Linked DNA regions of Mus musculus: region 2 is linked to region 1. Evidence: chromatin contacts called from ENCODE Hi-C or POLR2A ChIA-PET data. All regions are on one chromosome and are shown on one strand. The core of a region is the stretch at or near the end of the contact, and the rest is flanking DNA. Distances in the headings are between cores, read along the strand shown.

Region 1 (3,322 bases), core at 215-2,714:
CAAGTTCCCCGGCCAGCCTCACCGCCCCACGCAGCCAGCCGTCCCCCCACCTACCACGAGAAAGGGGGAGCCCAGATCGAGCCAGGCGCAGAAAGGGGGGAAATCCCACCCTCCTGCCCGCCCCCGGCCGCGAACAGACTCCCGTGGGGTGGGCGAGCCAGCCGGGAAGCCCCAAGGAGGGGTGGGGACGGAGGGTGCCAGCCCCGAAACCAAACAAAGCGCGGCCTGAGCCGCAGCCCGGGCGGATCGCGCAGCCGCGGCTTTTCCTGCCGGCCAGGCCCGGCCGGGCCGGGCCCAGGCGAACACTGCGGCACGGTGGGACCCGCCTCCGCTCGGCCTCCGTCTCCCACCCCGGGCGCGCCGCCGCCGCCGCCGCCGCCCCCGCCCGGCCTCCCGCCCGCCCAGCCAGGCCCCGAGCGCGGCCTTACCCCTCTCGCCGGCGTTGTTCCGATCCTGAGGCGGCGGCGGAGGCGGCGGGGGCGGCGGCGGGGGCTGCTGCTGCGGCGGCGGCGGGGGCTGCTGCTGCGGCGGCTGCTGGGGCGGCTGCGGCGGCGGCTGTTGCTGAGGCGGCTGCGGCGGCGGCTGCTGCGGGGGCTGCTGCTGCTGCTGTTGCACCGGGCGCGGCCGCGACACTCGCCTGGGTCTCCGGTTGGCGGCTCGGACGGAGTTCATTTGCCGGGCTGAGGTGGCGGCGTTGGCGGAGGGACACACACACTCACGCGCACACGCACCGCGAGCTCCGGGGCCGGGGAGGAAGGGGGTGGGGAGCGGGAAGGAGCGGGGCGGCCGGGGACGCGGGGACCGGGGGGCCACCGGGCGTGAGCTTCCCCCGGCTCCGCGGGGAGGCTGGGGGCACCACCGGAGCTTGAGCGAGGCCCGCCGGCCGGGCCTGGCGCACGGGCAAGGCCGAGGCCGCCGGGCGGGGCGGCCGCGAGGGACGCAGACAGAGAGACGGGCCGGGCAAGAGAAAGAAAGAAAGGGCGTCCGTCCGCCTGGGGAGCCCGAGGCGAAGCGCGGCGGCGGCCGAGCAGACGAGCCGGGCCCGCCGACTCCCGAGCGGCGTCTCCGGCAGCGGCGGCGGCGGGGGGAGTGGGCGGACGGGCGATCTCGGAGAGGGCGAGCCGAGCGGGGCGGGAGCGCGCGGGGGGCGCCCGGCTCCTCCGTTCCTCGTCCTCCCCCCACACCCCCTGAAAGAGCGCCCTGCGAGGAATTTTCTCTTTCTTCGGCCTCTTCTCTCTCCTCCGCCCCCCCCACCCCCACCCTCGGCGAAGGGGAAATGAGTGTAAAAGGGAGGAGATAGGGGCAAAAGAGGCGTCGTCGTTCCTCCTCCTTAAAGGAACCTTCCCTCCTCAGCCCCAGCGCCGCCGCCGCCGCTGCCGCTGCTGCTGCTGCCGCTGCTGCTGCTGCTGCTGCTCCGTGGCAGGAGGAGCCATTGACACCGCCGGAGCCTCTCCGCTCAAGCCCTGTCGGTCCCTCCCCGCCGCGGGGCTGGCCGGGGGGCGCGGGGGGAGGGCCGCGAGCCGGCGGGGGAGGGGCGGGGGCGGGGACAGAGGGGGCGTGGATTCCGGCGGGGCCTGACCAATGGGAAGCGCCCGTACGGTGTCGGAGCCAATGGAGCCTCCTCTCTTATCGCGGAGCCCCCTTCCTCCAACACCCTGTTTCCTCTCTCGGGTTTCCTCCTTCCCCGACGGAGGAGGAGGAGGAGGAAAGAGGAAAGGGGGGAGTGTGGCAGGGCGGGTGATAATGGGGAGGTATCAGGGCATATAATGGAGCCGGGGGTGGGCGAAGGAGCGGCAGTACGTAGCGAAGGTTCTAGGATAGGAGGTGCTCTGAAGGAAGGGCGGGGGCTGCTGATGCAATTGGGAGAAGTGATTAATCCTGCCTTTTGCCGGTTCAGCCTCCCTCCACCCCAACCTTCACCTGGTTCTCTTAAACGCCACAAGGAGTGAGGGACTCCGTCTTGGGTAACTCCGGATTTCTGGGCTCGGTAGGTTCAAGCTCTCAGCTGTAGGGAGCGCTCCAGGCTCTGTGCGTTTTTAGTCCAGCTGAAGGGATTTATTTGCAAACCTTAAGAAATCTTGTTTCGGCTCTGCTGAGAACTTAAGAGAGAGTCTGGAGTCGGTTCCAGCTTTTGTCGCCCAAACTTTCAGAATGTTTTAGATCTTTAACCAAGTTAGTTTGCTTTAGGCTTTTTTTTTGGGGGGGGGGGGGGGGCAAGTGGTCTACATGGTGTTCCGGAAGAAGTAAAATAAAACGGGTGGAGGTTGTGATGGATTATATTGGTTTTGTTTTAGGTCCCACGAAGTCAAGAAAGATAAACCCCCGAGAGGAATAATCTTTTGTATCTGTGTCTGGTCCCCTTAGCACAATCTCTCCCCAAGGAAAATGTGTTTCTATTCCCTGGCCGCCGTTATGAAGACTGAAAATGTACTCCGCTCACTATTCCTTATTGCATAGCTAGTGGTTTATCTCTGGATTCCCTCATTTCGGAGCTGTCAGTGATTTTCTACTTGAATTTCATTGATTGCTTTCTAGGCTTAAGATAGATAAAACATTACAAAGCTTCAGAAAGGGAGGGAGAAAAGTGAATTCTAAGGGACGCACAGGAGAGGTAAGTCTACGGTATTGTGCTATGTGTAAATTACAGATTTTTTTCTTTTTTTCTTTTTTTCTTTTTCTTTTTTTTTTTCTTTTTTCTTTCTTGGTTTTTTGAGACAGAATTTCTCTGTGTAGTCCTGGCTGTCCTGGAACTCATTCTGTAGATCAGGCTGGCCTCTAACTCAGAAATCCGCCTGCCTCTGCCTCCCACGTGCTGGGATTAAAGGCATTCGCCACCACTGTTGGCAAATCACCCTTCTAGATGTCAGACATCTCCTGCCATTTAAATAATAACCTATCATATGATGTACAATTGCTGGGTTTTTTTTTTTCTTTTTTGGTCATGTGATTTTCAAAGACTCACAATCTTTTCAAAACCTGTATGTGAAGACAGCTATTTGAAAAATATCTTGAGGGGCTAGAAAGATGGCTCATCCCTTAAGAGCACTGGCTGTCCTTCCAGAGGTCTCACTTCAGTCCCAGCAACCACATGGTAGCTCCAACTATCTGTAACTCCAATTCTAGGGCATCTGTCCCCCTCTTCTGGCCTCTGCAAGCACCAGGCATGCACTTGGTGTACAGACTTGCATGCAGGCAGAACTCACACATAAACCTTAAGAAATTATTTTATTAAAAAAAATCCAACAATTCGAGTCATGCATGAGTAGCTAAAGCCTATATTCACAGAATTCTGAAGGCTGAAGCAGAAGGGATAGCAAGTTCT
Region 2 (3,322 bases), core at 360-2,859, 190 kb after region 1:
GTGAGCCCTGGGGTATAGTGAGTGACAGACTGGGACAGGGACTGCACCTCTGTCTCCCTGCTACTGTGTTTAGTGTGAAAACTCATGGCACTGCCGACACATGTACTTTTCAGGGTGTAAACAATACTTCAATACAAAGTTAAAACTATGAGATACGGGCTTGTGAGATGGCTCAGTGGTTAGATGTGCTGACTGCTCTTCCAAAGGTCCTGAGTTCAAATCCCAGCATCCATATGGTGTCTCACAGTCATCCATAGTGAGATCTGACGCCCTCTTCTGGTGTGTCTGAAGATAGCTACAGTGTACTTATATACTAAATCTGGGCTGTTGTGAGCAGAGTTGGAGCGTGCGGGGCCAGAACGAGCAGAGGTCCTGGGTTCAATTCCCAGCAACCACATGATGGCTCACAACCATCTGTACAGCTATAGTGTACTCATATACATTAAATAAATAAATAAATCTTTTTTAAAAAAACCTATGAGAGACTTACAGATGAGATCTAATTTATACGTTAGCTTGTTCTTGTCTAGCCATCTGTATGTAACAGCGCTTGCTCAAGTGACCTTGTAAATATAAACTTAATCTTTCAGATCTACAGATATGGAAATGGAGATCCCAGAAAAATTAAACAACACAGCGTCTCATGGTTGTCAGGAAACCGAACTGAGATCATTCAAGGTGTGCAACCTTCAAATCTCTTGCTAGTCATGGTCTGTTTTGCTAGGCAGATTCACAAAACTTTTGGTTCCTCTGTGTGTAGCTCAAGAGCAGTGGTTCTCAACCTTCCTAATGTTGGGACCCTTTAATATAGTTCTTTATGTGGTGATTGTCAGCCGTAAAAATATTTTGTGGTACTTCATAATTGTAATTTTGCTAGTTATGAATGTAACATAAATATCTGCTATGTAGGCCATGTGATATCCAACTCCTGTAAAAGAGTTGTTTAACCCCACAGGGGGTCGCGACCCACAGGTTGAGGATTATTGCAGGAGCAATGGGCACTGAATAATGGTGCCTGGTCTGAATGGTCCAGGACTGGACACGTGACAGAGTCTTAATGATGTTCCTTCCCTCTTTTACAGGGAAATGGCATGGGCGGAAATGTTTAGGGCACTTGTGGGTCTGCTGCACTGCCTATCCTTAGACAGGGTGACCAGGTGACAGCCACGGCGTTTGTCTCCCACCACTGGAGGAAAGCCTATGAGGGTAGGATTAGAGACATGAAAGTTAGACTTCTGGTTTGGGTCTGAATTCCTTGCTGTTCATTCTTTGAACGAGTGAGGAGCCGAAGTAGAGATAAAAGTGGGCTAGAGACCGATTGTGTGAAGGAAAGTTCCCAGCAGCCAATGTCCTAATATTGTGTGCGGACGTGCGTGTTCTGTGCTCCCAGCTTGCATTCTTGTTGGCCCTTTATGTCATCTTAGTCGGCCTGAGCTGTAAGAGTGTTTGTACTGGTTCCTGCTTAGATCCAAGGCAACCCTTTCTGAGCTCTCCTACACTTAGAAGGCTCTCAGCAGCGACGACCGTGTACCCTTGGGATTCTCAAGGTTTTCTCCGGAAGCGTCCCTATCAACTCTACATTACACATCACGGCAGCGATGCGACACCTAATGGCCAAGAGAGAAACTCCAGCCTGCGCCCCTCTCAACAGGGGGCTTAGGGAGTACCCCGAGGAGGCATTTTCTTTTCTTCCAACTTCAGGTTCCTTGTACCCAGCTTGCAGAGTCCATGTCCCGGATGCTGCCAAATCCACTCAACTCAGCCTTTAATCACACCCTGTCCTGGAGTGCGCTCAGTTCCATGTGCAATCACTTAAAACCACTTTACCCAAGAAGGCCAAGGTTTCCAAGTGGGCCTTCAATCTGCCCCGCTTCTTTTTCAGATGGGGAAACAGACGCCAAGGGCCAAGGGAACGGCTCAGCCGCTAAAAGTGAGATTTGGATCAGAGCCCAGATCTCCTGAACATTCCAGCCGTTTCTATGTATTTCATACAGAGGGGGGTCTGATACACGGCAGGTCCTCCACGGATGCTGCATGGATGATAGCTTCCTTGCCACATAAGTGCATTTCTCGTAGTGATCTGGGCCATCACCCACTTTTACACCTGTCAGGATTTCTGACCATTCCAGCAACACTCTCCCTACGGGTACCACCATCTTTTCCTCTTACAAAGCAGGTAGCATAGACTCAGGAAAGACAAAAGGGTCCCTCCCAGAATCAGATTAGCTTAATCACTGAGCAGGTGTGAGGACCCTCTGCTTCAGTGTTTCTCAGACTTGGACCTGCCCCCAAATCTCTAGGGAATCTGGCTGAAATGCCGACTCTGACTCAGCATTGTGTGTCCTTTCCTGGACAGTACTTTTTGTCTGTAGATGCATTAGGGCAAATCTTGCCCGTGGCGACCTTGGCACAACTGGAGCAACTCCATGTGGAAGTTACGATGCTCGGTATCTTCTTTGAACCACGAAGAGGATACTGTCAGGTGCTGGTATGTCTCTTAGTCAAAATTCTAATAACAATGAAATTATTACAAATGGCATATTCTGTGGACTTCTGATGTTTTTGAAGAATATATATATGAACTGTTAAACCTGGACTACTTTTAGCTATTTCTATTTGAATAATATTGAAAACACTTTATTATAATTAAATCAGAATCTAATACAACCATTAGTTTGCTCTCTGGCCCTTAACTTCTGTTACTTAATCATCCTAAACTGTTTGTAACAGCAGCTATAGGACTGGGGGTCAAATTCTTAAATGAGTTGCATAGGCACAATGCCTATCTAAGAGTAACAATATTAATTTCAATTCTTGTATCAATATACAAAGATTTATACCAATGAAAACCTTAAACCTGTATCAATATACAAATTCTGTACCAATGTAAGAAATTATAACTTCAATTTTGTATCAGTTATAGAGATTTCTATCAATGTAAATAATATCTATACAATGCTTTATTTAAGAATAAATTTAGCACCGGGCATGGTGGCACATGCCTTTAATCCCAGCACTCGGGAGGCAGAGGCAGGTGGATTTCTGAGTTCGAGGCCAGCCTGGTCTACAGAGTGAGCTCCAGGACAGCCAGGGCTATACAGAGAAACCCTGTCTCGAAAAACCAAATAAATAAATAAATAAATAAATAAATAAATAAATTAATTTAGTAATCTGCTCATATTTACCCGCTTCATCCTCTCATCATGCTTCCATGTGACAGGTGCAGGAAGGTAACGCAGGGCTTTGATTGTCAGAGTAGCTGGGAGTTGCAGTCTCATGCATGTTCCCAGGTTCCTGTCTACTTGTGCTATGATAGGCATCT

Evidence for each region. A loop is a pair of places that touch in the nucleus more often than their neighbours do. ChIA-PET counts read pairs that join two places held with the same protein, here RNA polymerase II (POLR2A).
Region 2: a loop to region 1 is called in a map of gastrocnemius, with 9 times the contacts of the local background. The contact joins the enhancer-like site here to the promoter of Fbxo11 in region 1. A Hi-C loop is called at or near these places in 16 of 37 maps with a recorded cell type or tissue (Patski, adrenal gland, gastrocnemius and 3 more). POLR2A ChIA-PET finds 5 or more read pairs at or near these places in 3 of 5 experiments (Patski and embryonic stem cell).

The regions. Positions count from the first base shown.
Region 1 is chr17:88,064,581-88,067,902 of GRCm38, forward strand. It overlaps Fbxo11 (F-box protein 11), which reads right to left and starts at 1,465. Exons shown (of 23, transcript NM_001081034.3): 1 at 429-1,465. The coding sequence starts at 672. Gm45950 (a long non-coding RNA gene) reads left to right here and starts at 1,545. Exons shown (of 2, transcript XR_385899.1): 1 at 1,545-1,987.
Region 2 is chr17:88,250,513-88,253,834 of GRCm38, forward strand. Gm31615 (a long non-coding RNA gene) reads right to left here. Exons shown (of 7, transcript XR_877113.1): 4 at 3,186-3,322. Among named protein-coding and RNA genes, the nearest start is that of 1700116H05Rik, 55 kb to the right of the region's middle. Within about 2 kb of position 1,610, at least 1 of the 3 ENCODE cell types and tissues checked has a DNase peak (open chromatin) inside an H3K27ac peak, as active enhancers do; it is gastrocnemius, where a contact is called at or near this core.